Regions from separate parts of the Mus musculus genome. Here all the other regions are linked to region 1. Evidence: chromatin loops called from intact Hi-C (ENCODE). Cell type or tissue: left cerebral cortex. All regions are shown on one strand.

What was found. A loop is a pair of places that touch in the nucleus more often than their neighbours do. Peaks named below come from ENCODE experiments on the same cell type or tissue, not always from the same donor. Only the 100,000 strongest peaks of a DNase experiment are listed, where the experiment ranks them.
Region 2: it touches region 1 in a loop (2.3-fold over the local background); 5 of 42 quality-filtered maps call a loop at or near these places.
Region 3: a loop joins it to region 1, with 4 times the contacts of the local background. A loop is called at or near these places in 11 of 42 quality-filtered maps.
Region 4: it touches region 1 in a loop (6-fold over the local background); 15 of 42 quality-filtered maps call a loop at or near these places.
Region 5: it touches region 1 in a loop (2.0-fold over the local background); 5 of 42 quality-filtered maps call a loop at or near these places.
Region 6: a loop joins it to region 1, with 3 times the contacts of the local background. A loop is called at or near these places in 3 of 42 quality-filtered maps.

What each region holds. Positions count from the first base shown.
Region 1 is chr16:92,055,937-92,060,936 of GRCm38, forward strand. Slc5a3 (solute carrier family 5 (inositol transporters), member 3) reads left to right here and starts at 2,386. Exons shown (of 2, transcript NM_017391.3): 1 at 2,386-2,544. It overlaps Mrps6 (mitochondrial ribosomal protein S6), which reads left to right and starts at 2,400. Exons shown (of 3, transcript NM_080456.1): 1 at 2,400-2,544. The coding sequence starts at 2,500. In left cerebral cortex, a CTCF peak has its summit at 2,362; DNase peaks (open chromatin) are centred at 1,269, 2,056, 2,269, 2,940 and 1 more place; H3K4me3 peaks cover 3,618 bases; H3K27ac peaks cover 1,816 bases.
Region 2 is chr16:92,153,258-92,158,257 of GRCm38, forward strand. All of the region lies in intron 1 of Gm41496 (a long non-coding RNA gene), which reads left to right. It overlaps Gm41495 (a long non-coding RNA gene), which reads left to right. Exons shown (of 2, transcript XR_876254.2): 1 at 1-1,597; 2 at 2,923-3,034. Among named protein-coding and RNA genes, the nearest start is that of Gm41495, 2.7 kb to the left of the region's middle. In left cerebral cortex, no CTCF peak of the experiment used is centred here; DNase peaks (open chromatin) are centred at 2,273, 4,531 and 4,972; H3K4me3 peaks cover 218 bases; H3K27ac peaks cover 606 bases.
Region 3 is chr16:91,959,578-91,964,577 of GRCm38, forward strand. It overlaps D430001F17Rik (a long non-coding RNA gene), which reads left to right. Exons shown (of 4, transcript XR_876250.1): 2 at 1,564-1,658; 3 at 1,989-2,082; 4 at 2,309-5,000. Among named protein-coding and RNA genes, the nearest start is that of D430001F17Rik, 8.1 kb to the left of the region's middle. In left cerebral cortex, a CTCF peak has its summit at 1,166 (motif pointing left); DNase peaks (open chromatin) are centred at 558, 2,867 and 3,160; H3K4me3 peaks cover 388 bases; H3K27ac peaks cover 1,996 bases.
Region 4 is chr16:92,284,293-92,289,292 of GRCm38, forward strand. No RefSeq gene overlaps it. Among named protein-coding and RNA genes, the nearest start is that of Kcne2, 5.6 kb to the right of the region's middle. In left cerebral cortex, CTCF peaks have their summits at 2,512 (motif pointing left) and 4,647; DNase peaks (open chromatin) are centred at 549, 1,022, 2,503 and 4,632.
Region 5 is chr16:92,112,201-92,117,200 of GRCm38, forward strand. It overlaps Mrps6 (mitochondrial ribosomal protein S6), which reads left to right. Exons shown (of 3, transcript NM_080456.1): 3 at 1-27. Among named protein-coding and RNA genes, the nearest start is that of Gm41496, 11 kb to the right of the region's middle. In left cerebral cortex, a CTCF peak has its summit at 2,758; DNase peaks (open chromatin) are centred at 2,812, 3,535, 4,069 and 4,563; H3K27ac peaks cover 1,844 bases.
Region 6 is chr16:92,303,395-92,308,394 of GRCm38, forward strand. Smim11 (small integral membrane protein 11) reads left to right here. Exons shown (of 4, transcript NM_138743.2): 2 at 1,894-2,003. The coding sequence starts at 1,992. Among named protein-coding and RNA genes, the nearest start is that of Smim11, 4.6 kb to the left of the region's middle. In left cerebral cortex, CTCF peaks have their summits at 2,323 and 4,774 (motif pointing left); no DNase peak of the experiment used is centred here.

The DNA of each region.
Region 1 (5,000 bases):
CAGAAATGAATATTAATACATGAAAAGCACTTCCTGGCTCACAATGAATGGCAGAATGTTAGGTCTGGTGATGATGGTGATGATGGTGATGGTGATGATGACGATAGTCAGCTATCTTGAGAATTATGGTGAAAAGCTCAAGGTCAAATCTCTCCTTATACAGTAGTAGAAGATGAGATGGCAAGGGGATGAACTGACCAGAGCACCTTGGATTTCAACTTTTGCCTTTACTCTCTCTTCCTATGACTCCTCAGAAAGCTTTACTTGAAAATTAGCCAAAACCTCTGGCCAATAAAATCTTACGTATCTACCGTATTAGATCTTTTTTCCCAAGATCCTAAAAGATATTTTTTAAAGATCAATAAATTAAATACTATAGAAATGGCTTATGATTCTACATGCTTACCCAACAGTATAAATAGTTTAAAATTATTTTTGATAAATTTCAATTTGCATCAGCATTAATTTTAACAATAAAATTAACAAAGCCATAGCCACTTATTTAAAACTCTGAAAGGGGCGGGGGACTTAGGATAGCTGATTTCTTTTCCACGTTAAGAAATGGGATGAGTCTGTGGGTGGCCAACAGCTTGGGAGGGTTGTGGGGTGCTGTCTGCCCTGAGGCATTGTTCAGTCAGGCTAATTTCCTCACCCCATTTGTCTAGAGAACTAGGACTTCACTGGTCCCTGGGTATCAGGGAAAAGCTGTGGTGCTTCCAACGGGAGGCAGTCCAGGCTGGTCACCTCAGGGTGTTGCTTGGTGTTTGGCTTGGCTCAACCACGTGAGACTCTTATCTTCACATTCCTAAACTGGGCCACAGGAAGGACAGTTTAAGTGGGATGTCACACAGATCTGGAATTCTCGTCTCAATGTCCAGAAATTCTTTCTTCCTTCTGTGTCTTTTTTTTTTTTTTTTTTTTTTTTTTTTTTTTTTTTTTTTTGGTAGCATGCTGCTTAAAAACAAAAAACAACCAACCAACCAAAACAAACAAACTAAAAAGACCCCCAACAACAACCAAAACAAAACAATCCAACCAACCAGGTGTGTGGCTGATGCTAAGTAGGTGGTTTTGTAGTTTGTGTTGAAGGGCACAGGACAAACCTTGAAATGTTAATGAAAATGTTAAAAAAACCAGGTATCCTAGGTTGTATTCAAAACCATAATCTTCTGTGGAGATTGGTCTGTGGAGGAGGTGACAAAGATAGTCTCCATGTGTGCTTTACAAAGACGTCCAACGCCACTGAGTAAGACCAACATCTTGGCCTGTAAGATGGGGGACGGGGTGAGGTTCATAAGTGTAGGCAGTGAAACTATTCTTCAGACATTCTGGACACAAAATTTTCTTTCCACGCGTTTGTGTTTGACCTTGGACTAATTAAATTATCCTTGCATTTTTCTGTTTGCTAATACCTAAAATAGGGCGAGTAGTACGATTTGCTTCACAGAGCTAAAGTGAGAACAAACAGCCTCAGTGTCGTGCCTGCTACAGACAGTAAGCCCTCAGTAAATTATTAGTAAATTATTATTAGAGCACTTTAAAGTTACAAGAACATTTCACTTAAAGACCCTTTTAGTTGGAGTAAGGTGGGAGCAGAAGACAACCATTGCAGCGGAATTAGTGCCTTCCAGAGCTAAGAAACAGGAGCAGGGGCAGAAGGAGGGGAGTCCCGAGTTAGCTCTATATGTGCGTGTATGGGTGTGTGTGTGTGCGCGCGCGCTGTGGAGTGCTGGACCTGGGACCCTCTACGAAGCCCCTCCTTACTCCTGTGTTTCAGGGAATCCATAGTTTCCTTTACCAGAAAAGCAAGGATAATATTTAAAGAATAACTGGCGAGAGTCGAAGCATTAACCTGCTTCTGGGTCAGGCTAGGCACACACAGCAAATGCCTACATAGCCCTTCGGTTCCAGGCTTGTTTCTTTGCGGCTTGGTGCAGCAGTCACTCCTTAGCACCCCGCCTTCCTCCCTGGAGACGCGGGCGAGGGGCACACAGCAGCCAGACCGCATCGCACCGCACCGCACCGCGGCGCACGCGCACTCGCTCGCCTAGCACCCGGGAAGGGAGGGTGGGCGGGGAGGCCTGGAAAGTTCCACCGGGTTCCAGAGCCCAAGGTTGGTAGGCGCGGAGGCGGCGGGGAGCGGGTGCGTGCCGAGCGAGGAGACGGCCTCCGACGGGCTGCTCGAGACCGTGTCCACGCTCCGCAGGCTCGGGGGACACAGACACGGCCCGGGAGGGCAAGCAGGAAGCCGTTGAGGTGCAAGTGCAAGGCGCCCTCCGGGAGAGGGGCGGGGCGGTGCCGGGTGGGCGGGGCTCTCGGTGGGCGGGGCGAGCCGTCTGCGCAGCTGCCGGAGCCTTTAAACCCGGCCTCGCGGGGTCGCACGGTGCTTTCGCCGTCCGGGAGCTGACCGGCCGTGTTCCTCTCTCGTCTTCCTCTGCGCCCCGCGTCCCCGCCCTCGCGACCCCGGCTCTCCTGGACTCGGCGCCGCCAACCTGGGCGATGCCCCGCTACGAGTTGGCTTTGATTCTGAAAGCCATGCGGCGGGTAAGTGACCTTCCCTCAGACCGAGTTCCCGCGCGGGCGCGCCCCGCCGCCTCTAGGCCTCCCAGTCCCGCGTGTCCTGCCTGCTGGACACCGGGTCCTCTCGCGCGGTGCGCGGGTGGTCGCGGGCGCAAAGTGGGGGGGTGGCGCGTGGGTCAGGCGCTCGGCGCGGCCGCGTGCGCGCGGGAGGCGGGGGGTGTGTATGCCCGCGCGTGTGCGCGGTCGCGGGAGGGGGTGTGCCGAGCAGGGGGCGGGGCGGGCCTCGGACCCCGGCTCTCCGGAGTCCGATGGAAGGACTGCGGGAGGACACACGCGCGAGAACCCAGGCCAGCCCCGCTCTGCGCCCACGCGTCGAGAAGCTGCTCGTCGTCCCCGCCGGCCGCTGGTCCCGATCGCCTGCCCTCAGCGTCCGCGATCAGTTACAGCCTTCCTCCAAAGCCCGCCAGTGCCGGCTGTGTACCCACGCACTTGTCACCGCTATCACACCAAAAAGAAAAAAAAAATCTTTTGACCTTTCTTTTTCTGACTCCAGCGGAAATCCTGCTCCGGGTGCCCTTAGCCCAGTTTTATTCATCCAAGTTGTGGCCTTGCTTGTGTTTCCGAAGACATGCCTTCCCCCAGCTTTTGATTGATCTGGAGGTAGGGACTTTCAGGTTTGGAGGGATGATAAACCACCAGCAGCCGGGTCACGGACTGGGGTCGGCGGCCGGCGGAGGCAGCTATGTTCTGAGTCAGTCAGTCGTCGCTGAAATCCCCATTCTTCTGAGAGAATTCGGTAATGTAGTGTGCTTTCACGCACTCTCCTTCCCTAGCAGGTACAGTTTAAAAGAAAACAAAAGCAACCGTTGTCCTTTTTTTGAGCGTTTGGAAGCAGCTTTCTTCTAGCCCTGGGCATGTAGGCTTTGGGTCAATTTCAAGTAGTGGCTTCAGTTTGAATCAACTTAAGCCAGGGGTCACGGGCTAGGCTCTGGTGAACAGCTAACAGTCAGGCAGCAGGAGGAGATTGTTCGGTGTGCCTTGTACAGGGTTGGCTTGGAAAGGACACCAGAGCCACCTGATGGTCCTGAAGTTTGTGCCCCCAAGCTTACTGACTCCCTGGCTCCGGGAGAACATTGTCTCACCTCTGGGTAATACTTTATCTACCTTCCTTCCTCATTGGGTTTTACAGAGTTAAAAGAATAGGAACAACAGAGGGGTCAGGGTCGAGAAAGTATTAAAAAGGGACTGTTTCTGATTAAATGGAAATTACTTAAGCCTCCCTTTATACTTTTTAGGTAATGTTAGAAACTGAAAAAATGTGACCACCAAGATTCATTCCCTCAAGGTGTGAGGTAGCAGTGACCCTTTGCACTCCTTTGAATGAGAGACTCTTGCTTAGCATGGCTGCCCAGTACACTGGCTAAATGTATTTTACCATGATGTGAATATGTGTTCACTCTGATTCAAAAGTCGGGTGTAACCTGCTCAAAATCTTGGCCTGAGGGTAGGTTCAAAGCACCTTAGAGAAGAGTGAAGACGGAAGAGAGGTGCTTAAACATAGTGTGGAAGATGTGTGAAGATCCTTACAGACCCAAAGAAACTAGATAAAATGACAACCCTCGGTTTTTCGTTCTGACTTTGAGAAGGTTGTAAACAAGTAAAGATGTGCAGAGACTAGACTTTTTTTTTTTTTTTTGCTTTCAGCTTTAGAAAACTGAATTCTTACAGGGTATGTACTTGTGGGTGTAAAGGAAAATGCACTTTGTTTTAAAAGAAAATGGCACAGTGGTTTGAACACCTAGAGCAGGTGTTTAGGAAGCCACAGCTCCCACCTAGGACAGTTAGCTTTTGTAGCGGGAAGGCTTTCTAAACAGAGTTCTGAGATGCATGTTGGATGCCTGATAGTGCACCCTTCCATGTGACGGCATTCTCCCTCCTTCCTCTCCTCCAAGAGCCTTGTGTTCCAGGGCTGGGAGTAAGCAGGCGCTGAAGCAGAAAAGGGAGTTGAGAGACTGACTGCAGTCTCCTAGAGACCCTGTCTCCCACCCAGCATTGTACTCTTGTTTCTCCTATGCCTACAAAGCAGTCTTAGTTTGTCTTCCCTATTGTGACTCTTACTTTATTTTACTGTCCTTGACTTCAGGCTTGACTTACTTCAATTGAGCTTTTAGAGTTTAAATGTAAAGATGCATGTTGACATAGCATAGTGAGTGCCTTTGTAGCAGATTGCCTGTGAGAGTTCTCAGGCTGAGACCTCAGGATAGACGTTGTAAAAATTCTAGGGCTGTCTCCTCAGTCTGCAGTTGGCTTGATTCTCACGAGCCCTTGTTTTTGATGCATTTCGAGGTTTGTGTGTTTACAGGTGCAGACCACAGTCCTCAAGATTGTGCACTTTGATTTTAATGCTATTTCAAAGTTGTAATTTTGTATTCTCTGGCATAAAAACCAGGATAAAAACTTGAGGAGTATGGTAGAATGGC
Region 2 (5,000 bases), 97 kb after region 1:
CACCTAAACACACACACACACTTAACAGTTAGAAGCTAGCATCCGCACAGGAGAGAGAGCATGAGGTTAACACCTAGAAGAATTTCAAATTTTAAACAGCAGTATTGCCAGTCAATAAACAGGCCGATGAAAACTGGCATGCAGTTTTCAATAAAATAAGAAACAGCCAATAACTGCTTTTAAAAAGGGTTCAACATTCTTAGCCACCAGAGAAATGCAAACGAAAGCTGCTAGCCTTCTCTTTCTTCTAACTCCCTCCCGTGGGGATGTATTCATTCTTAAACCCCTCAGCTTGCTTGCTGCTTATCCCTGTGCTTCTGTCTAATTCCTTGGTCTAGGACTCAGAGACCTATGACCCCTCCAGAGGTGCATGCTGGACACCTATAATTGTGGGCGTTAAAGTGTGTAAGCCAGCGCTGTAAACGCAGTAGTAATCCCTGAACGGCCAGATTCCCACTCTTACAATTATTCTGTTGTTTTTAAACATATAGTTAAACATTTCTACACTATGTGTCTATTAGTGCGTGGGGAATGAATTTCTAATCCTAACCATTGAATGTATTCACTTACTGGGCACATTTCCCAACAAGCTTCTTGCCATCTGAGGCGAAGTGCTTTCTTTCCCTGTGTCTGTGAGATGGGTAGAGGTAGGAGAGGGTGGGCAGTAATATTCCATAGACATAAAACACTTCAGGTGTTGGGACTGGAGAAATGGCTCAATAGTTAAGAGCCCTGTGGTACCTTCAGAGGATCCATGCTTGCCTTCACCCGTGTCGGGTGGCTCTCAACTCCCTGGGGATCCAACACCCTCTTCAGACCTGCTCGGCTACTCACTCATTCGCATGCACATATGTATGGAGACACACATGCACACAAACATACACACAAACACTCAGATAAATCCTCAGAAAATCTCAGGCAGACTAGCTCAGTGGTTGAGGGTTTGTTTAACATGTGGGCAGTCCAGGGTTCCATTCTCAGCAACACACACACACACACACACACACACACACACACACACAGAGTCATGTAGATCTGTGGTATCAGACTGGTCCAATAAAGGGCATTTTTTCTTTGCATCCAGTCTCCTGTGGAATCCCAGTGTCTGCAGGTTCCTATTCTCAGATTTAACCAACTGTAGATTTAAAACCCGTGGAAGGGGGCGTGGGATTGCATTTATACTGAATAGATATTTGGTTGTTTTTGTTGTTGTTGTTCTTTTTTTTTTTTTTTTGCTTTGCTTTGCCACCAGGCTCTACAAAACCCAACATTAACAACTATTGATGTTATTCTACGCACTCTAAGGTCACCTGTGGGTGACTGAAAGCATATGGCTGGACAGAAGAGATGGCTTAACAGTTAAGAGCACGTGCTGCTCTTCTAGAGGATGGCGTTCAGTTCCCAGCGCCCACATCAGATTGCTCACAATGGCTTCTAACTCCAATTCCGGGGGACCTCCTGGCCTCTGTAGGCATCCACACCTGTCAGGCTGTGGACTGTGTCTGCCTCAACACTGGGGTGCCTGAGCACCTCCGGCAAACCACTCAGGGGAGGCAGAACACAGTCCATGATGAGGTCCCAGACCAAGTTTTCCCAGGTGAGAAAACAGCAGCGTCTGGGCTGATGCTGTGGTTTCAGACCTCCTGTGTACCCATTCGGCTGGGACCATGGGAGGTGGGAACAGGGTCAGGAGGCCTGCGTTTTCCCTACACTCCAGGCAGGAGGGGACACGCTCCAGGCTGAGCACAGGACAGGGGTGGAGTCCAGTCTGGATCCGAGTGAGTGCAGAGGGGCTGGAAGAGAGAAGGTCTGCTCTGGGAGATTTGGGTGGGGCTCTTTATGACAAAGCTCCCCCCACACCCCACCAAACACACACTATCCTTGCTGAAGGAGTGGTCCTTGCTCGTCCAAACTGCTTTATTTGATGTCGGATGTAAATGCGTACATCTTACTCAGGGTGAAGCAGAGATTGAATATGAATGTCCAGGAAAGGAAGGTCATTGGCTAATCACTCAGGGCCTATCCAGACACCTCCTTAGCATGGAGAAGTCCAGGTTCTTTGCTGTATGACCAATTGTCATGGTCCTCTCAGTGGGGTGTCATGGTTAAGTGTTCCAGATCAGGTAGTTTGGCAGGGACCTGGGCTTACGCCTACCATTCTCAATTCTGAGATTTCCTGGAGTTTAGGCTGGCTCAATCTTACCAGTTCTTCTGTCTGGCGGCACGGTCCACTTACCCCAGAAACACCCATGAAGTGCATACACTCACACAGACACTTTTAAAAATATATCTTTAAAGTATATAGGAAGATGTGAGAGGTGCTATTTAAAGAACACACCATCAAGAACTCAAGGAGTGTGGGTTTTTTGTATCCTTACAAGCTGGACAAGTCTTCTGGACAAACTTCATGAGTGTTTGAAAGACTAAAGGGAGCCTGAAGTCTGACGACACCTATGGCCAAACAATTTTTTTTTTTTTCTGGGATGTTGGTGAGCACTTTTCCCAGGAATGCCTGTTCACTGGGCTCTTCACTCTGTGGCTGGTGGCAGCCAACTTTGGGGACACAAGCTGACCATGCAGGGGGACGGGAGATGCACCCCAGACCGTCTGACTGGTGCGCCCTTCAGTTCTCATGCTAGCACACCATGAGAAGGCAAGTTGAGGCAGGTCCAACCAAGTTCGTGGGATGATTAGATGGTGGTGGATACTGCAAAGAGTGAGGATGGTCTTGGATGGGAAGTAGGAAACGCCCTGTCCTGTTAAATTCTCACTTCCGTTTTGCTGCTAAGGGCTGATTTGTAGAAGGCCCACCCTCCCAGATGACTCTCACCTCAGGCAGGGAGGAGTCTGCAGATGAGCCAGAGGACACCTGTGGGGAAGATTTTTATTTCAGAGCTGAGCTAGTTCGTGGTTTCCTTTCAGGTCGCCACTGCCTTGGCACTGCAGATGCATCCTTGAGAACTTCGCTTGCTAACTTTCTCATCACAAGGGACAGAACACCTTCCACTGTCAGAATAAAAGAATGCTCATTGTGTGCCTGTGTACGTGTGTGTATGTGTGTGTGTGTGTGTCACAAATGTCAGCATCACCCTATCTTTGAACCACTCATATCTTGGGATGGTGATGTGGGGCACACCACCTGCTTGCTCTATAATCAGGCTCCCCCTTCAAACCATTTATTTGTGTTTCCCATCCCTGTCATCTGGGGCAGCATTTCCCTGTCCCTGTCCTGCCACTCCAGGCAGAGCTCTGTATTCATGGAACATGGTTTCCCTTCTCCTCTTCTGTGCAGTTGATGCTCTCTGAGCACAGGTTCCTCCTCAGGGTCACATATGCATTAGCTGACTCAATGGGTTTTTTCACTAACCCCCATTGGTTACATAAGAAAATGGACTCCTGCAAAAGCCTTGGCTTGTACTCCCCCACCATGTGGAAGATGGCAGAGCCAGGATTGGTGTTGGCTCCCAGACCAAGGAGCCTATTCTAGATCTAAGGACTCCATCCTGTCATCCACAGCTTCCTATGGCTTCCATGGTGCCTCAAAGCCCTGCAGAACAGTGACTGGAAGCACCGGGAAACAACACAGGGACTGGACGCCTCCAGCTCTCTGGCACCCTCGCGTCCCGTGTCTAAGTCTTTCTAGTCAAGAAACTTGAGGCAGTCCCAGGCCCCTCAGTAACTGGTACCTGAGTGGGCCTTGGGCTGACTGACTTTTAGCTGAAAACTTGGGAAAATGCATCCTTCCTCCGCCTCCCCCGCCATGCTCTCCCCCTCCCCAGAAGATAATATGGAGGAAATCAGAATGCAGGCTTTTAACTTGCTCAAACATTTTTTTTTATAATAGGTGATTCTATTTCATCTTCAGGCAGGCAATTTTGTCATTTGCTTCATTAAAAATTGTTTTAACTGCTGGGGAGGTAGCTTGGCTGTTAAAGCCATTGGAAGTTTGAGGACCATAGTTCAGATCCCTAGAAACCCTCACTGATTCCGGGTGGCATGGTGATCTACCTGGAATTCCAGCCCAGGCAGGTGGAGGCAGAAGATCCCCAGAGTAAGCTGGCTAGCAAGATTAGCATGTGGGGAGCTCTGGTTTGGTTGAGAGACCCTGCCTCCAAGCATAAAGGGAAAGAGTCATAAAACAAATGAGGATGATTTCCAGTGTCAACCCCCAGCCTCCACGCGCGCGCGCAGACACACACACACACACTCACACACACAAATTAAACAAAACAAAACAAAACAAAACATAAAATTGTTTTATTAAGAGGAAATCCATACGACATAAAATTAAGCATTTTACAGACTCCAGTGGCAGTACTCCGTAATGCTGGGGATTCCCATGTGCTGTAGGCATCAGGTGGTTGCCCAGGTCCCTCACCCTGGCTTCAGGAACCCGGGCTGTGCGGGTCTTAGCAGACTCATTCAGCAGGCACACGGCTCTCTATGGCCTCTGTCTACCTCTGCCTATTGCACCTGGCATGCTTTTCAGGGTTAGCTTGACACATGTCAGTATGCCCTCCCTTTCCACAGCGGAGTACTATCCCAGTGTACGGGAGCCCACTTCTGTTTACCCATCCTCCCTGCGAGGGCACTTGGGAGTGAACTCTGTCGGTCTGCTGTAGGTTGTTCTGCCGTGTCCTAGAGCCTACAAATGGGATTGTTGGGTCAGAGAATAGTTCTCCATTTAACTTTCTGCAACCTCAGTTGCTCAAAGAAATCGTGAGGTGTCCAAGGTCACATGACAAATGAATAAAACCCCATGAGCCAGGGCTTACCTAGCTGTCACAGAGTCCATTCATTCACTCAACAAACATTTCCAGCTCGCCAAAGGAAGGCCACTAAGGTGGATTTCACAACACACGGGAAACCATGAGAATCAAAACGGGGCTGCTTTAAAAGCTGTAGCAGGCCTGGCTCCCACACAAATTCCTCTAAGTAGCCCTGTGTGTGCGCGCGCCCGCGAGCTGATTGGACACTGCCTCTCCTGTCTTGCACGTATT
Region 3 (5,000 bases), 96 kb before region 1:
TGGGGTGGGGGCTGGAGAGATGGTTGATCAGTTAAGAGCACTGACTGCTCTTCCAGAGGACCCTCCTTTGGTGCCCATCACCCATATGGGGCTCACAACCCTCTGTAACTCCAAAGAATCCAGTGCCCTCTCCTGGCACACGAAAGCAGATAAAGGCAGAGGATTGCAGGTTCAAGGCCTGCCAGGGCTACAAACTGAATTTTAGCTGGGACAACTTATGGAGACCTTGTCGCAAAAGAAAAAGCAGAAATAAAGGGTGCTGTTGTTGTTGTTGGTGGTGGTGGTGATGGTGGTGGTGGTGGTGGTGGTGGTGTGTGTATAGCTCAGTTGTACAGGGCTGGGCTTATCCAAGGTTCCAAGTTCAATTTAAGTGTAGTTAAATGTACCATACATTTGGAAACAGGGGTTTGTATTTTAAACTTGGCTTTTATCCATTTTCTGTTGCTATAACAGGATACTGTAGACTAGACTATTCATAAAGAGAAGACTTTTTTGGTTCACCGTTCTGGAGCCTGCAAGGTCCTCAGTTGCTTCTGGGGAGTATCAAGTGCTTGTGAACCTCACACAGAATGCAGAAGACCAAGAGGGCACAGCATCGGTTCAGAGGTCCATCAGCTCAGGACAACCCACCCTGTCCTTCAGAAATGAAGGTTCACACATTGCCTAGAGAATCCATCCAGTCCTGTGAGGATGGATTGCTCACTTTTAATAATCTAACCACCTCAAAGGACCCCATTTCCTAATACCACCACAGTGGGATCGAGTTTTAACATGAGAAGATGGAGGGGTGGCTTCAGTGGTTAAGACCACTGACTGCTTTTTCAGAGGACCTGGGTTTAATTCCCAGCACCACATGGCAGCTCACAACCATCTGAAACTGTGCCAGGGGATCTGATGATGCTCTGGTCTCTACAAACACTGCATGCATGCAACATGATGCATAGACATTCTTACAGACAGAACACCATTACTCTACAAATAAAACAAACTGAACATGAGTTTACACTCACACCGTTGTATAGTTATAATAAAAGAAAATAGGGAGCTGGAGAGATGGCTCAGTGGTTAAGAGCACTGACTGCTCTTCCAGAGGCCCTGAGTTCAATTCCCAGCAACCACATGGTGGCTCACAACCATCTATAATGAGATCTGGCGCCCTCTCCTGGCATGGAGGCATATATGCAGGCAGAACACTGGGTACCTAATAAATACATTTTTAATAAAAAAATTTTTTTTAAAATCTGAAACAACACGATGTGGTACCTGGAGTAGATGAAATAAGACTGGCGATTGGTAATGATGCTAGACGCAGTGTGATGAGCATTGTGGTGGTCAGTGTTGACAGCTGGATACACCATATAATTATCTCAATGAGGGGGTGTCTAGCTGAACCTGGCTTGTGCACATGTCTATGAAGGATGTTCAGGTTAGATGGGAAGCCCTGCCTACTGTGAGCATCACTATTCCCTTGGCAGGGATCCTGAACTGTGTGAGAACAGAGAGACCCAGCTGGGCGCTCCCATGCAGGCCCCGACTCCCCGTTCTCTCTGCTCTTGACTGTAGGCGTAACCAGCTGCTTCAGGCTCCTGCCTTGACTTCCCTGAAGTGATAGACTGCAACCTGGGATTGTGAGCTAAGTAAACCCTTCTCTTAGTAAGGTATTTTTTTTTTTAATCGCATCCACAGGAAATAAAAGTAGATAAACATTGAGAGGTTTATTAAGGCCATCTCCTCTAGTTTTTGTGCATGTTTGAATATTTCCATAATAATAATAAAAAAAGAAAAACAGTTACCTGTCTTATATCTATCCCTAGGACTTTTATGTTCAGGGAATGGATTTAATACATTTAATTAAAGCATGCGAGGTAATAAAATTACTAAGTTGCTGTAACACAAAAGCATTTGTGGTTTAAACATTGAATCTTCAATGCCGTTGCTCAACGATGCAAATAATGTGGACTTTTGATTCTCACTCCAAACTTGAAAAGGAGACTCTTGTCATGAGCCTGTTCCTGACTCTCCACCAGGCATGGAGTTAGCCTGATCCCTGATCCCCGATCCCCGGCTTTTGCTGCATTTCCGGTAACTATTTCCTTTTCTTTTCCAATAATGTTTTTTATAATGTGAAAACATTGCATAACGCTTAGAAATGCATTCAGTCTCGTTGACTCCTAGATTTCATTATTTTTCTGTGGGGCTGACGGGGCATACTGAATTCATCCTGTTAAATACAGGAACTAATAGGGGTTCTGAGAGGTTAATTGGATTTAGTTAGTTAATTCTTTCTTGTAACTGTGTCTCCTTACAGACATACAGCGTGCACTGAGCTGATGACATATCTGATGTGGTTCAAGGCTCCCGAGAGAGCTAAAAGGTACCTGAGTCTGAGGAGCCCTCAATGGGGAATAGCAAGCCAGACAGCTTGCTAATGGACAGACAGAATGAGACACCTGGCTGGCCCTTCAAATGGGCAGAAGTTTCTTACCTTCCCATACTTAATGCCAGGATTAGAATCCAGGCCCAGAGACCAGCCCACCTCTGTCCAATGGGACCCAATCTCTCGGCAGCAATTCTGGCTCTCGGTTTTTAATCTTAGATTCCAGTTTTCTTTGTTCCTTAATTTTCCCTGTGGGATGTTTTTTTTTTTTTTCCCATAGAGCTTTGTGTGGTTCTGTTATGGAGCATAGAAGGAGGGCTGATTTCTCTGTTGGGAGGTGAGGGGAGCACTCTGTCACTCTGATGGAATGGATTGGAAGTGGGTGGATGCTGGCCAACCTGTGTCCTGCTAAGATGCAGCCTAGGGGAATGTCCGTCCCTCACCCCCAGCTGCCTTCGCTCTGCTGGCTGCTGGTCACGTGTCCCTGTTTACCTGCACAGGCAGTCATTATTCACCCCTTCCCACGTACCCCCACACTTGCACACAAAGCCAGAGAGTGGCTTACATTTTCTTTTCTTTCTTTCTTTTATTTTTTTTTATTTTTATTTTTTTTTTTTAAAAGAACCTTCCCCAAACCCATTCTAAAATGTCAAGTGTTTCAGTTTGAGGAAAAAAAAAGCTGAAAAAACCGTGACTCATGACAAGGCTGACAAACAGCTCTGAGGGTATGCTGGTGAGTCACTCTGAGACTGTAGCGGCGAGGGCCAGCGGTGGGGAGATTGTCAGGAGACCAGCCAGTAAAATTCCACAACTCTCCCGAGCAGAGTAGGAGGTAATTCAAAAACCCTGGGATTTTTCCAGCTCTCATTTCATGTAGGACTCAGGCTGCTCTTAGATATGTTGATCTCCTCAGGAAATCATCAAGAATGATTACCAAAAATATAAAACAAAAAAAAAAACCAAAAAACAAAAAAAACCCCAAAACCCACCCCCACGTTATTATCTTTCTGTGCCCAGTGCCATGTTGAACCAGCCCTGTTTGCCACTGCGCACTAGCGAGGCTGCTGGGTTGTCTGGAAGGGTCTTGGGTTGCTAGGCAACAGCACTGGCAGCATCCATCATGCCCAGTAATATCAGTGTGGCCAGCAGAGCACATTGGTCCCCCACCCCCACCCTCTCCCCCAGCCTCCCCACCCCTTGTGAAAATGTTAATTTGCATCTTGGGGACAGGAGCTGTGCCAGGTGATCTTGTGTATAAAATAATTCAGTGCAGGGTACAAAGTGCAAATACTGTTTCTAGTCGCAAGACAGAATGTGTGACGTCGTCGTCGTCGCAGATACAGACCTGTTTGTGAACGTACTTTATATTAGCCGTGTGTGTAGGTGTGATGTAAAAGCCATTGTGTCAAATGCATCCTCATGTCTTCTGCCGTTCAATCATTTTTCCTGTCTGCCCACACACATCTTATTTACGCCTTGCTCTCTCTCTCTCTCTCTCTCTCTCTCTCTCTCTCTCTCCTCCCTCTGTCCCTTCCCCCTTTCTCTTTGTGCTGTGGTCTCCTGGTGATGGAGTTATTGTTTGTATGTCGGGATGTGTAGACAGGAGGAAGTGTATTTCTAGAGGTGAGAGGGCCCCATGGTTATGGTTGGAGGCCTCTCTTTACAAGGCTTTTCAATGTGGCAATTGTGTTCCAGAAATGCTTCTTTTGGGGGTGGGTCTCCATCAGGCCAAGGTCTGTCTGTGCCTTTTATTTACTGTCAATAGGCAGCAGTCACAGGGAACTGGTAAAGGGCCAGAGGGAGCAATGTGGCAGGTGGGAAGGAGACCCAAATCTTTTCTCCTTCCCAGTCCACGCTGGCATTTCTACAAGTTACTGCATTCTGTGACTTTCCTGGGAAGACACAAACAAATGTCTATTCACCGCCGCAGATAGGGCACTGGCCCACTAAAGTCCAGCGTGGCGAACCAGTGGGTTTATTAGGCTTCTTTGTAGGGGCATGGGAGCTCAAAGACAGCTGCAGCTCCTGGGTGGGTGAAGTCTCCTCTTCTCAGGTGTGTCAAGGTGTCAGCGAAGATCAGCCATCATGGGTATTTAAGTTCTCAGCTAGCCCAGGAGGTCTAAGCCTTCATTTCCCCCAGAGGAGAAGCAGGGCATCTTCCATACTGGTACGCAGAGTCTACACGAGTGGTCCTGGGAAGAGGGCTGGGTTACAAGCTTTTCTTCAGACTCCTGGCCCTGTGGCCTTTCTTGCTGGTTCATTATGAGATCTGTTGTCCTCCCTCCCCACCTTCTCTCCCTCCCTCCATCCATCTCTTTCTTTGTTGTAAGGAAAGGTTTTTGTTTCAATTCAATTTTGGCTTACAGTTCCACAGGCACAGAATTCATCATGGTGGAAGGCATGGGAACCTGGAAGCAGAGGGTACATTTCATTTCTACAAAGGAAGCAGAGAAGTGGGGGAGGGGAGGAACTTGCCTTCCTTAAGATTATCTCTTGATACTTCGTTCTTCAGTGGACTGAGGTCTCTCCTGGAGTAGCCGATAAGGTTGGCAGAAGCTTTGGGTAGGACTTTGTTGGCGTTTGAGCCATGGCCTGGGCAAGCTGAGCGATGGGTCTCTGGAGC
Region 4 (5,000 bases), 230 kb after region 1:
GAGCTGAGCTGTTTCTGGTACGATGCTCTTGAACTTTGAACGACATAAACCTTTTTAAAGCTATCCACCCTTAGGAATTTCAATATAGTGATAGAAGAATCAATAGCATAGGGACCCCCAACTGGGACACAGGATCTCTGCCCCTACCCTCATCTTCTGACGCCGCTTTCCCTTTAGCAACTTGACTCCCTGCGCTGGGCTCTTCGTCTGGGGCAAGGCTTGTGCAGATGAAACATATCTCTGACTTCAAAGTCACAGGTGACCCTGTCGGGAGGAGAAGATCTAGAGAGAGGTGACCACTGTGCCCAGAGGAAGCATGGGGACAACTGGAGGTCTCTTGACGAGGGAAAGCATTTATTCTGAGTCTCCAGAGAAGTGCTTTACGGAGGTCATCCATTCACTGGGCTGTGATGACAGCAGAGAGCTGGGACCAGGTCTGGAGGGACGGTCTGACTGGAGACACATCTGCTGACTCTAGAACATCCAAGCCTCCCTGCTGACCAGGCCGTGGGTGGCCAATGAGAACCATGTGTTGGACCGAGGCTTCTCCAGGTGGAGCCATGAGGAGAAGCCTTGTCCTGAACACGGGCTGGCTTGGAGTCTTTGATGCGTCTCTGCTGGGAGAGGACAGGGCTGACACTTTCAGGTCATGTCCCTTTGTGACTGGTGATGAAAAGATGCTGTGGTGCCTCTGCCCTGAACTCCCCACACATCTCAGACATGCCTGTCCTGCAAGAGACCTCACCTAGAAGACTGGCCCCACCCCACCCCCCCAAAAAAAATCCCACCTGCCCAGGAACCCCAGGGAATCTGTCCCCTTTGACTTCAGCAGCAGCAGCAGCAAATGCCTCCTCGTGGGGGACCCGACCTCCAGTAGCCACCTTAGTCACACGGCATTGGGGTCTATTTCTGTTACATAAACGGAGTCGTCTGCATCTGGATTCCAGGGCTGGCTGCAGGAATTTGTAAACAGTGCGGTGTCCCTGTTTCACAGAGAGTTGCCAGCACGGGCTCCCTTCCTTTCCCACCACCCGGTGTCCAGTTTTCCCTTTTATAGCGAGTCTGGCTGGGGGAGAGAGAGACAGAACTTATTTGGGAATGGAGCACAATCCCTCAACAAATTCTTTTTCTCCACCCCAGCCACCACAGCGTCATCATCTTCAAGTCTGAGGGTCTGGTGCAGACACGAGACTATCCCTGCATGAAGGCTTCTTGTAAACAGACACAGAAATCCGGAGGAAAACAAATTAGTGGCAGTTTTGATTCCCAGAAGGGTAGCAAGAAGGTTTGGAGGTTGAGGCAGCTTCCAAAAACCTTTGGACACTCATCTCCTGATCTGAGCCAAGACTAGGGGACATTATGACATCTCATGGTGGCTTCTTTTCTACTCCCTCTAAGGAACTTTCCTAACCTTCAAGGCTGCAAGCCCTTGCATAATGACATTGGTGATGTCAAGGAGAAGAGGGTCACTCCTTTACTAGCCATGAAGAGATATCTCTTCAGATTAGATGCTCTGTGAGCCTTGGAAGGACAGACACAATACGTTGGTGTCAAAACACTGTGGTGGAAAGTGCCCATATTAAGAGTCTGTTAGATGGGTTTGGGGATGCAAAGGGAGATGAGTTTCACTTATAGCTTTGCTGAAAGGGAAGGAGGGCAGGAGAGAGAGGGAGAGGGAGGGAGGGAGGTGGGGAGGGAGGGAGGGAGGGCTGGCAGATCTGAGCTTAAGATCCGTTTCAAGTTGAAACCTGCCACAGAGACTGAAGCTGAATCCTTTAACCTTCAATCAACGCAGGGGTTTTGCTCAGACTTAAAAAGTTAAGAGCTTTAAGCTAAGAGAGATGGTAAACCATCTCATTGGGACCAAGGGACTCATCAGGACCCCACACGAAAAAGTTCCCAGGCAAACCTAGCATATATTGATCTCAACGTCTGAAATCCAAAGACTTTGGACAAAAGTTCCTATATAGGAAGCTTCCGAATCAGGAGAAAGAATCATGAGACATTGCCCTCCAGGAACCCACAAACCATTGTTTGCTGCTCCCACATTACGGTCCTGGAGAAGGAAAGGGTGAGTGTTCTCTGGCACACAGAAGGAAATCGGTAGGAATTGTGCACTGACACTCAGAACAAAATTGCAGCAACCCTCAAAAGCGACCAAACGAACCTGCCGTTAAATAAAGCTACTATATGACTTAACTTCATCTGCACGGGGAACTGAATGGCTCTTAGGTCACTCCGCACGAGTATGGCTTTGGGACACTTCTGTAAACCAGCTGGAGAAGATTCTGTGTTGTTAGCTTCCTTTACTCTTTTGATGTGTGCCCCTTTCACAAAGACGTCAGATGGCGTCAGTGATCCCCAGTGAGGCAGGGACGTCTGCTATCTTCATAAGGAGCTCCGTGTACCAGAAATGCTGCAAGTGAACCCAAATCGTGGACACAGAAAGGACAAATCCGCAAGAAGGGTCTTGGCCTGTCTATGACTAAGTCACTTCTCTGGCACCCCCTGGTGGCAGACACTCACATTACAGGTACAAAACCCAGAAAGGGACTCAAGCTGCCATCTAAACTCAGAAATGAAGGAAAGCTGTTCGAGTCAAAGGAGCAGCATATGGCAGAGTTTGTGCTCAGGAGCTGTATGAAAGAATGACCTAGGCCAGACTTCCAAGAAGACCTTGGGTTAGGAATCCCCAGGGATTCTGACTTTCAAGGCCATTTCTTTCTCATCTGGCAGGTGGCGTTCTCTGACCCTAACTGCAGATACAGCATGGACCAGAGCCTTCTAAAGTGCCTGGCACTCTGTAGACACTCAGAGCCTGGAAGAGCTGAGGGCTGGAAGAACTGTTGACAGGACAGCAGACAGACAGACAGACATGGATGAACCTATGACTGACAGCTGCAGGCTATAAATTCTGATTGAATCTGAACCTTAGACCATTAGTAATTCCCGAGAGCAGCTGATACTGTGTGGCTTTAGCAGTCAGAGGCTGATGGGAATCTGAATGTGTGGCTGCAGCCTGGCTCCTGTGACGAAGCTACAGAGCACAAGGTCAAATTTCCTGGGTAAGACTTTTTCTGAGGCTTTGAAAGGCGCTTAGGTCTGGTCTAACCTTTGACAAGACTGCAGAGACTGTGCAGCTCTGCCTGCCTTTGGGCAGGGAGGAAAAAAAAACAGTAAAAAAAAAATCACAGAAAATTGAAGTGCAGGGGAGATGTCGGCCGGTGCCCTTCTTGGCATCCTGGTTGCTTTTTCTACAGCCTCGGGCTGGACTGCATAATCTCTGGGGCCCCACAGTGTTCTGAACTTCTAGACTTCTAGCAGCTCTTGGCTGAGGACAATGGAAGCTAAAGCTCTGCTGAGGAACTTTGGAGCAACTGGAATTTGTGTTCACAGCTAATTACACCGTTAGATGACACAGCGACGCTGGAGATCCCCCGCTCTTTAGCATCATAACGCCTTATAAATCTGAACATGCCCCTGCCGTCATTGTGGCGAAGTTACTACATTCAGCCCAGAGCAGTGAAAACTTATGTGCACACGCACACTCATGGGCAAATCACAGAAACTGTCATTGCAGGGACACATCTCTACAGCACAATACTAGTTCAAAACAAGGAAAAGGGACATGTTGCTATTTGCAATACTTTGCATTGACCAAAAGGACCCTAAACTGTGTGGGAAAAGCTGACCTCACAAGCGACCTACTCTGTACTCCGCATCCTATAACACTCTCACAATGACAGATGTATAGAGGGGTTTCTGTTTGGTAGTTTCCTGGGCTAATGGGAGACAGAGCTCAGACAGAAAGGAATGAAGGGAATGGGGCATGAAGTAGCTTTTGATGGCTGGGGGCGGTTCTGCCCTCTTGTGTATGGTGGTGGCACCTTGACTCCATCCATCAAACACGTGCATGCGTCAGAGTACACACACACACTGAGATCTGACTGTGGTCTGAGTGTTTTGCAATTCCTGTCTTATCAAAATCAGTAACCTACTTCTTGTCTTCTGTATAGTTATGATGATGTAATCGCCACAAGAAGCTGAGTGGGGTGGTCCATGGGACTTAACACTTTCTGTGAGTCTAAAATTATCTCAGAAAGTTTTTATACAAGCATAAAGAAATTAAAGATTCCCCTCTAGAGAGATGGCTCAGCAAGTTAAGAGCATTGGCTGCTCTTGCAGAGGACATAGGTTCTATTCCCAGTACCTAGCTGAGGTGGCTCACACCAAGGTAACTCCAGCCCCAGTGGATCAGATGCCCTCTTCTGGTCTCAGTAGGCAACAGCACTCATATGTAGACACACACACACACACACACACACACACACATAGAAATATTTTAATTATCCTTTTTCTTACATATACTTAAGGAATACAACATGACATTTTGATATACCTACACACAATGAAATTGTGACGATAGTTAACTCAGCATCTCTACTCTTTGGGGGGCACTCTAAAGTCTTACTATGGGCTGTTAGCAATTGGATGAGACAGTCCAGAGCGAGCACGGTCCACTCTGAGGGTGTAACAAGGCTTTTACCTTTAATATTCTACATAGAGATAGAAACCTCTGACTTCAATGGCTGTCTTCCCTGTGGCACACATTGCCAGGTCTGTGGTGACACAATGTGGCCGTTTTGAATACGGCAGCCTCTGAGTTGAGAGCTCCTTCCTTCAGATCTCACAGAGGACAATCTATCACAAACAGCCTGACTAGCCAGGCCAGAGAGACAACGTTAACTATGACAGCTGGGAACTTTCTAGATGTGGACCGCAGCCTCCTGCAGCTGCTCGCTTTCTGGATGGCCAGCGGAAGACCTGTTGTTTCCCACAAGACACTCATCAGAGGCAATGTCTTAAAGCCGTTCCAGATTCAGGGGTGCCTGGGTAGTTGTAATGTCTTTTTAATATTTTAAAAATTTCCTTCTTATATTCATGCTTGTGTGCATACAGAGAGAGAGAGGTTTTTTTTTTTCTTTTTTGTTTTGTTTTGT
Region 5 (5,000 bases), 56 kb after region 1:
AGAGTAATAAACATGACTTTATCAACACTGACGGCTGTATTGCTTCTCCCCCCTCCCCAGCACAGTGTACCCCCAAAGCTGGCAGCTCCAGTTGTGCTGTGACACCCCAAACTGTTATTCGCACCCTGAAGTTTGGGATCTGGGTGAGTCTGCTGCTGGACTACTGGACAGTCTACGGAATTTGTGCTTTCTTCTGTCCATGGGGCAGTCAGTGATCTTTGAGGAGGGCCATGAGTGTTGGGGCTGTTGGACCTGCGTTGTCTCATCACTGGCTTCTACCTCCTGTCTACTGCCCTCAGCCCTGGAAGCCTTTGAAGAAGGCAGTGGGATGGTGGCCGCTAGGCTTTTCCCTGGAATAATAGTCCCGCGAATGTTAATATAGAATAATAGTAATCTCTCATCCTTGGCCTCCCTGGAGCTGGTGAAAGGAGTGGCCCCTCAGACTTCTCAGATGGTCCCTGCTCAGGGTTAATTGTCCTCTCAGATAACAAAGCTGCTGTTGCTAAGAGCTTGGAGCTGGCTGTGTTGATTTATACAACCCAGTAGTCTTAGCACAGGCAAAGGAGGGACAGGGACACAGACCTGTGTGTGAAACCCAACGCCAGCCAGGGCTTCCTCGGCAGAGCTCCTGTTCACGGGAGCCCAGATCGCACGTGCTTCAACTTCTTCCAAGCAAAAATTATAAAACCTTTTTTCTGAAGAGCAGCAGATCAGGGGGAGAGAGATGGCTCAGAGGTTAAGAGCACTGGCTGCTTTTCCAGAGGACCAGCACTCACATGGCAGCTCACAACCATCTGAAACTCTAGCCCCTCTTCTGGCCTCAGTGGGCACTGCATGCTTGTGGTGCACAGGCACATATAGGCAAAACACCCAGACACACAAAATAAAAATAAGGCAAACTTTTAAAAAAGCAGTAGAGCAGAATTCACGACTAGAAATAAAAGGGATGGAGTAAAGATTATCTGGGGAAGTAGACTACTTCCCATTCAGTTTGAATTTCCTAAAACTGCAGGGCTCATAAGAGCCCACATCTGTCTGCAAGACAGCTTGCATCCCATGCACCTTTACTTGGGTGTCACCACCCTCAGTTTATGAAATCCACATTGCAGGCCATGTGCACATGTGTGCTAACCTCACGTAATCTTTTCAGGCCTTTGTTTTTTTTTGTTTTTTTTTTTTTTTTTTTTTGAGACAGGGTTTTTCTGTGTAGGAGACAGGGTTTCTCTGAGTAGCCCTGGCTGTCTTGGAACTCACTCTGTAGACCAGGCTGGCCTTGAACTCAGAAATCTGCCTGACTCTGCCTCCCAAGTGCTGGGTTGTTACTCAGGCATTTGGATGAAGAAGCTTAGCGTGGATTCGACCTGGACCCAGTTGCCACATGGTAGCTGGGATTCTCTGGTTCTGGTCTATCTTGCAACACCGACGCTGGCATTGCCTCTCATGTTATTGTTGCTGGCGGGGTTAGCATCTGTTCTCATGGCCCAAGCATGGCACTGCTGATTTCTTTTCTGCTCCTCAACCCTCAGACACCATTGGGCATTCATGGGCAGGCAAGTATTCAGAGCCTCGTGGCACAGAGTGTTAAGAAGAAGGCTGGCTATGGGGAGCAGCTGTGTATGCTACTTCCTGTTTGGATGCTTAAAAATGAAGGCATTGTCCCTCTGTCCTGAGTAGTGCTGCACAGTGGGTTTCAGCACATGCCAGTGATTTCCAGGTTGTGTTGTTTTCTGTCCACTCTGCCTTGGCTGGTGGCATCCCGAGGCACTTCACTGCTTCTTTGGTAAGTGGTGGTGAACAGCAAGCACAAGGACCCTCCTTGGAGCTGACAGTCCATTGCAAGGTACAGAGGATATACTAATGGCTGGCACAGGGTATGAGAAAGTGAGGCCCGTAGGGTGAGCGCGCCTGCCAGCAGAGACCCAAGCTCGAGTGCCAGAACAGAACTGGGCGGGAGGGGCGTGACAAGACACCAAGGCAGCTTAGACGTGGAGGTCTGGAGGTTATGTTGGGAACCTGAGCTGCAGAAGCCTAAGAGCTTCTTAAGGTCAGAGCCCCCGAGATTCACATCCTCCACAAGGGCATTCGCTTAGATTTGTAATCTTGACTGTCTGGTCTGCTTTGGACAGGGTCATCTTCACTGATAACCTTGGCTCGACCCGACTGCCCTTCATTTAACCCATGATTCTCAGACTCAGCAGATTTTGGAGACAGTTGAGAGCAGGAGGCTAGACAGGCTAATATACGTGACACTTTTCATCTCAGCCTCAACTTTCCAGTGTCCAAAGTTCTGCTTTCTCCTACATCTCCAGCTTACTTGCAGAGGACCTGAGAGGTGGCCTCAGGTCCTGTAATATCAATGCTTTGTCAGTGGTCCATGGATACTGACTGTAGCTCAGTCCTGTGGAGAGCCAGGGCATGAGGTGTTCCTACAGAGGTGGGGGGTATGTGGAAGCTGAGGCCCAAGGTTTCTCTGAGGCAGGCCTTTGGGGGAAGATGTCCTCAACAAGCCTCCAAGTTAGCGGCTGTTTTAGCAAGCCCTCCGTGAAACATTGACAGAGGCCCTTGGTGATGGAGATGGGGTGCTTAAGGCCTAAGCTATGTTTGCCTTCTGGGTCTAGCTGAGTGTGTAAGAGTTAGTTAGGCATCGGCTCTGTCCACTGAGCTCTGTGTACCTTTCTTTATCCTCCTCATAGCAGTGAAGCCAGTCTTCCAGTGCTGTGCACAAGGCTTAAGGTTCCGAGAAAATACCCTCTGAAGCCACAGGGGAGGATCTGGGAGGGAGAGCCTGACTGCTCACTTCCCAAGGCCATTTTTGGCTTGTACACCCTTCTGGAGGCAGACCCTGCTGGCCTGCAGCCTAGTCTCCTGCTGTGAGTGACCTTCTCTCCTGGGCTGTTCTTGTCCCACACTCAGACTCAGGCTCCGGGCTCCATTACTATAGGAGCAGAGCTGGGCTCCTTTAGAGATTTTTCATTGTGGGTCATCAAAGGGGTTTCTGGAGGCCAGGCCTCTTTTTAGCATGCTTCTTGGCTCTCTGTAAGTTCCCACAAAGCCTTTCTTCTCTGTGCATTGCTCCAGGGGCATATTTATATAATGTGTAGCACTGTGCAGGATACAGGGGTGCACTAGGCAGTACTACCAACCCCAGGCCCTCACAGGTAGGAGAGGAAGTGGAAATCCTCAGTACTGTAAATCACAGGCCATGATAAAAACAATAGTTGGGATCCAAACCAATCACCGTGGAAGTGGAAGTGGCCCGGGAAGTTTGCTAGCAGAGACAGCATCTCCCCTGGCACGGGGGCAACCAGCATGGAGTAGAGCGCTGGTTGGGGAGCTGGGAACATCACTGTTTTGGGAGCTCCCAGCATAGGTGAGTGTGGTGTGGTAGATGGAGCTGATAGTGATGGAGCCAAAGGCTGGCTGTCACTAGAGACCAGACTGGGAAGTTACCGAGTCCAGGGTACCCTTTAGCTTGTAGCTTCCTAAAGGATCATTTAGGAAAGGCAAGAGGGAAGGCTGTGCCTTCTGACAGCAGCTCTGCACTGGCTGTTTGCTCGTGTGACGTGAATAATGGCCTAGCTTCAGCAGGGGTAAGGTGGGGCTGAGAGCAGGTTGTCAGGCATTCACAAGAGGTAGTGGGGTTTATCGGGACGAAGAAGCGCTTGCTCAGTGGCCCCAGCCGAACAGAGCATCCCTGAAGCGTGTGTGTGTGTGTGTGTGTGTGTGTGTGTGTGTGTGTGTGTGTGTGTGTGTGTGTGTGGTGGGGGCATTTGAGAAGTACAGGGCATTCCTTTTTTGTGTGTGGTCAGGACTACCACCATTTGTGCTAAGAGACTAGCAGAGAGAATTAGCCCATCTGTGGAGGCCTCGTAACTGCCTCCCGCTGCTCGCCTTCTTCAAGGGGGGGGGGGCGGGGGAGGGATGGATGAGACAGGAGACATGTTTCCATGGTGATTTTGAAAAAAATCTTGGTTGCTTTGAAAAAATATTCAGAAATGAAATGAGCATAGAATTTTCAGTTGGAGGCCGGCTCCAAGGCCCTGGCTTTGCCCCACCCCCTCATCACCTGGGCGTGGCAGTTTATCGTTGTCTGTTCTCATGCGCCAAAACAGCAGCCCGTTTGAGTCTGCCCCTGAGGGTTCTTAGCATCAGATGACTGCAATCTCCTGCGGCAGGCGGGTGAGGACGAAGGGCATGTGGGCAGAATTTCTCAGGGCTATGGTTTACTTTCCTTTCTGACAACAGTTGCTTCACCTTTGTGTTGGAGTGTTCCAGCTCCATCTGTCTCCTCAGTCGGAATCTCACCAGCCCCTGGTTTTAAATACCTACTCTGTTAAGCTCTGTTCCGATTTTATCTTTACTTGGGATTCTCTCTGGGCTCCCCACGACCTCTCTGACGCCCTGCAGGCAGAGTCCCCTTAAATCCTAGCAGGCATCCAGAAGTCCCACGTCCACAGTGTCAGGTCCTGCCCACTCTTCAGGAGAGATCCTGAACTCCTCTCTCGCCTTCACATCCACCATCTAGTTCAACTAAAGCCTGCTGTCTCACCTTCACAACAGCCAGAGTCTAGGCACCGCACCAGCCACCACCGGCCACCAGCAGCCACCTTCACTGTTACCACCAGGGCCTAACTGCATCTTCCTTTCTGAAGTCCATAGCAGAACCTCGTGGCAGTTGATATTCTGGGCCCACTAGAACAGAGGTCTTTAGTGCACATCAGAGGACTTCCTGTTGTGGAGGTCTTCACTGCCTGAGGTGCCTTCTTGGCAGGGACCTGAGTTAGCATCGGAGGGCCCATTGAATTCTGCCTCTAACCTGCTCCAGCTGCTTAGAGGGCTGGTTCTGAGGGCTGTTCTTAGGGTGCATTTGTTCATGACAGTGGTGACTGGCATGCTGTGGATGGAAGGAGAGCCTTCTCTGAACAGCAGTTTGAGATGCTGGACATCCGCTCAGGTTTCCTCTGTTTTGGGGGGCGGGGAGATGGTGTGGATGGGGGCTT
Region 6 (5,000 bases), 250 kb after region 1:
TTACTAGACGTTCAAGGTGTAAATTCCAGCAGCAGGTTATAACATGCAAAGAGCTCATTTTTCCAACATAGGTTGGAATCTGCTGCTATTTAAAGGCAAACACTTGCAGGTAGTGGGCACCTTCAACCACCGCTATCGCATTTAAATAGGGCTTTGGATTATACACTTCTTGGTTTATCTGACTTTGCACAAGTCAAAGGCAAAGCTTGGTTATCTTGTGCCAATAGCTAGCTGGTTTTCAAAGTTCTGTAACCTTGAAATAGACTGAGAACTGAATTTTATATATTAGATACTTTTACAACTGGAAATGTTTTTCTACGCCATCTCCCATGAGCTTTACTTAAGGAAACCCATTCTAAAGGTGTGTGGAATTTCCCGTTGCATTTCTAATTCTAGTCTTAAGTTATTATGAAGGAAGTGAGTTTGAAGCAGTCCATCTGTACCCAGGTGACTTGCTGAGGCTGAAGCTCCCAGACCTGGCTGACTGGATGTAAGATAGGCAAGGGGAAGGGAAACCTGGGGGGTCTGCTTGATTGAGCTACACAGTGCTTTCCCAGTAAAGCAAGCCAGGATCTCCCCCACACCCATGTGGAGCTGCATGCACACACCTCTTTAAACAGAGGCTTGTGGGCACTCCAAACTGTAGCTTCTTAGCAATGACCCTCAGTAAGTCCTTTTGGTGACCAAACATATCCTGAAACTAGGCATCATGGCTAGATCCAACATATACTGGTTTGGGGTGCATGCACAGTAAGGCAAACTGTGACCTTAAAATGAACAGTTAGGGAGGGAAAAAAAAATCCCTACTTGCCCTCTTTTGGCTATGTGTAATTGGGAGCAGATAGGATTAAATTGAAATGCATCGTGGGAAAGGATGCGAACTAAAGCTTACATAGCCCATATCGATTAGAACTTAAGGACACCCCACTGATAACAGTCAGCTTCTACCCCCTCCTAAACCCACAAAAGGAAGCCACAGGCTGGTCCACTCCAGCTTAAGGTGCCTGTTGGCCTCTTGTAGAGTACCTGGCCTGTACCACGTCTGTGCTTCTGAACAAAATTCCTTGTCACTTTCTGACCTGTGTCCACCTTCAATTTTTTAAATACAGTACCAAGAACCCAGAGACACCCATTTGGAACAGAGACTTCTGGTCCTAGGTGGGTTCGGATTCTGGTCACACACTAGAGGACCCTGAGCACAGTCCTTATGCCCTATGTGTTCCCCCTTTAAAGTAAAGGGAGTAAAATGGAGACTCACTGGCTTAGCTCATCTAAGCTCATCTAAGCACAGACAGTGGAGTCAGGCTGTGACAACTTCCTATAAAGTCAGGTTCCAGAACTAGCAGGGCACCAGCTGGTTGCCAATGTCCTGTGCAGATGCTTCATCCAGATCACCCGTGTCCTGGCTGTGGAGGCAGGTGCCATAGCTAATGAGACACAGGACTGTGCAGAGCGTCTGTTCTCTGGCTGTCTCTGCACTGTCCCTAGCTCTCAGGACAGGTTTTTTTGTGTTTTTGTATTTTTTCTCCCCCCCCCCACCTTTTTTTTCCTGTCATTCTTTCCCTCCAGATAGTTTTTGGTTTGTTTTTATTTTCAGCCAGGACAAGCACAGTTAGTGTCCAGAAGGTCCTTAATCCCCAAACTAGCTTGTCCTCGTGTCAGGAGCATTGGTGAGTGTGGGCTTTAAGAGCACAGAGGAGTCAGTTGGGAACAGATGCTTCAGCAGGGAGCTGCAGAGAGCCATGAGGAAGGAACGGGGTCACCTGTGCAGAGCCCCCCCCCCCCCTCCTCTACTTGCTCTCTGTTCACAGGCCTCTCCCTATCAAAGACGTGGCTTCCTATTGTGGTCCACCCTGCAGGCTCTGTATTGAAGTTCTGTCTCTCTCTCCCTAGATCAGAACTTCCAGCTCCTTGGGTCCGGCTTTCCAGCTGCCTCTCATGCCTGTGTGTAACAGGTACATTGGTCAGAAGTGAATCACAGCTGGCCCGCCATGAACTGGAAGGTGAGAATAGTTTTTAAAAGTATAGTCTGGTTTTTGTTTTGTTTTTTGTTTTTCCACATATAATATCTGTCACACTAGGGGAACACCTGAGTTCATGGGATCTGGAAATTCCAGCCTTGCTGTAAATGTGTGGTGGGGGGGGTGGGGTGGCAGATGGCATTTGGGGGAGAATAGAAGCAGGTAAGACTTCTCACTTCAGAACCCAGTAAGCAAAGCGGAAGGATAGACCAGAGTCCCTTAAACCTCTGCGGACATAATTCCAGTGACCTGAGAACCTCCCATAAGGCCCCACTCTCTGAAGGTTCACTGCAGTTCATGGTGGCACCACCAGGGGTTAACACACATCATAGCCTTGAAGATGGTAAGAGCAACAATAGAGTAGATACTCTGCATCAGTGGAGTAGATACTCTGTACAGCAGAGTGATAGTTTTTAGTGAATTGAATCTGTTCTCCAACAATGTCATATCTGTATAGCATCTGATGGTCCTCACTCCTGGCTCTCATCATCTCTTCCCACTCCTGTGAACGTCCATTACTCCCCATAGCCCCTACTCACACCCATGCCTTGGTAATCACATTTAATGTTTCCAACGGGTAAGACTTGTGAATTTGCATTTGTTCTTCAGACTGCCGGAGGAAGGCGGGGCCTTTCTCTGAGGATGCCTCCCCTAACCTCAGACTGTCTCACTGTTCTGCAAAAATCAGGCCTTTAAAGCTGCCCTTAGCCGTCCTCACTTTTGTTTCCTTGAAGTCGATGTAACAGGTGAATGCTAGTGCCTCTCAAATCTGTTGTAGCACTTCTGAGGCAGTATGATGGAATTTAGAGGTGGAACCTCTGGCCGTGTGGCTCCCTCTCGCATGGGACCAGAGCCTGTGGTGGCCTATCTCCGTTGTGGGAACCACAATATATTCCTTCCTAAATCGGCTCTTATCGGGTGCTTTATCACAGTGACAGAAAAGTCAGTAAAGCATTGAGTGCCCTTACAGAACAGACCCCAAAGACCTGCCTAGCCCACTTTCTGCTGTGTGAGGACACAAGTCTGTCCCATATCCTGGAAGAGGCCCGCGCTAGCATCCCACCTCGCTGCACTGGCTCTCAGACTTCGTCCTCCATGTGTCTCTTTATGACTTTGATGCACAAGCCTGAGGTGAGGAAAGTGGACTGAGATCTTACAGACCTTCCAGTTTTCCTGGTCCTCATCCATCATTTCATCCAGCTGTTTGCCGAGAGCATTGGGGGTTTTTTCCTAGCCACACTTGATTCTCTCAAAGAATTCAACTCAGTTTTCATGGAAACCACCTTTCAAAAGTCATAAATTACCCACAGGAGCACCAAGGACAAGTTGAACTGCTTGGGAAATGAATAAAAGAGATTCCTATAAACTGTTGGTTAGATTTAGCTGTCAGAACCAAGGTTGGGAGCAGGCAGAGCATACATAGCCCACTAGCCAGTAAAAGCAAGGGAAAGGGCAGGGCTCATTCATTTAAAAGCCTGAAAGCCTAGAGGTAAGGTGGGGGGCGTTGGTTAAAAGACCAGCTGACTAGCCAGGTGCACACCTATAATGCCAGAAGGTGGGAAGTAGAGACGGAAGAATCAGGTAGAGATAGAGCCAGGTACAGATAGGTGGAGAGAGAGTTCAGGGCTAGCCTTGACTACACAGGGCAGCTGATATCAGGCAGATCCTAGGAGCTTGCTAGCCAGCCAGTGTAGCTGAAATCGTGAGCTGAGCTCCATGTTCAGTGACAAGTAAGAAAAACAATGCTCATGCAGGCACAAGCATGTGGACCAGCACACATAACATATGCAGTCACACACACACATGAGCATTGTGCACACACGCATGCATGCTTGCACTATTGTGCACATGTACACGCATGCACATAAACAAATACATAATACAGTTACACACTCATGCACATGAATACATGTTTGAACACACACATACACTTACACACACATGTACAGGCACACGTGCACAAAAGCACATACACACATATACCCACTCACACACATAAGCATGTGTACACATATACATACAAGTGTGCACACACATGCATGCACATTCATATGAATGAATGCACATACCCCCACTCACATACATAAACATATGTACATACATACTCGCACACAGGCACACACATGCATGCACACATGACCTCATGCACTCACACACAGTTGATCTCACCTGTTCCAGCAGTAGTCATTTCCTCCCTTACAGGTCTGCATATTTTGAGAGATAAAAGGAGCTTAAAGGATGTCTTAGTCAGGGTTTTTATGCCTGCACAAACATCATGACCAAGAAGCAAGTTGGGGAGGAAAGGGTTTATTCAGCTTACACTTCCACACTGCTGTTGATCACCACAGGAAGTCAGGACTGGAACTCAAACAGGTCAGGAAGCAGGAGCTGATGCAGAGGCCATGGAGGGATGTTTCTTACTGGCTTGCTTCCCCTGGCTTGCTCGGCCTGCTCTCGTATAGAACCAAGACTACCAGCCCAGAGATGGTCCCACCCACAAGGGGCCTTTCCCCCTTGATCACTAATTGAGAAAATGTTTTACAGTTGTATCTCATGGAGGCACTTCCTCAACTGAAGCTCCTTTCCCTGTGATAACTCTAGCTGTGTTGACACACAAAACCAGCCAGAACAAAGGATAAGAGGAGATGATCGAGAAATTGAGGCCAACTGAAGCCAGTTTCTGCCCCGGATGGGGCACAGAGTGGGGCAGACTCTTTAGTTCTTCAGTTTTGCTGCCCTCTGCTGGCATCACTCTCCCACCCCTGCCCTCCGGCCTGGAAACTCTTGCCTCTCTGGTCCCCTTAAGAAAGTAAATAATGGAACCACCTAGCCATGTCTGTCAGCTGTAATTCCTTTTCAGTTTGTTCTCTACCCTCCTGATTAGATAACACATCCCTGCCCCTGCTAAAGCTGACTGAGGCTTGTACCATGGAGAACCAAGGCCTGTGACATTAGCTGCATCTTGCGAGGACCCCAGGA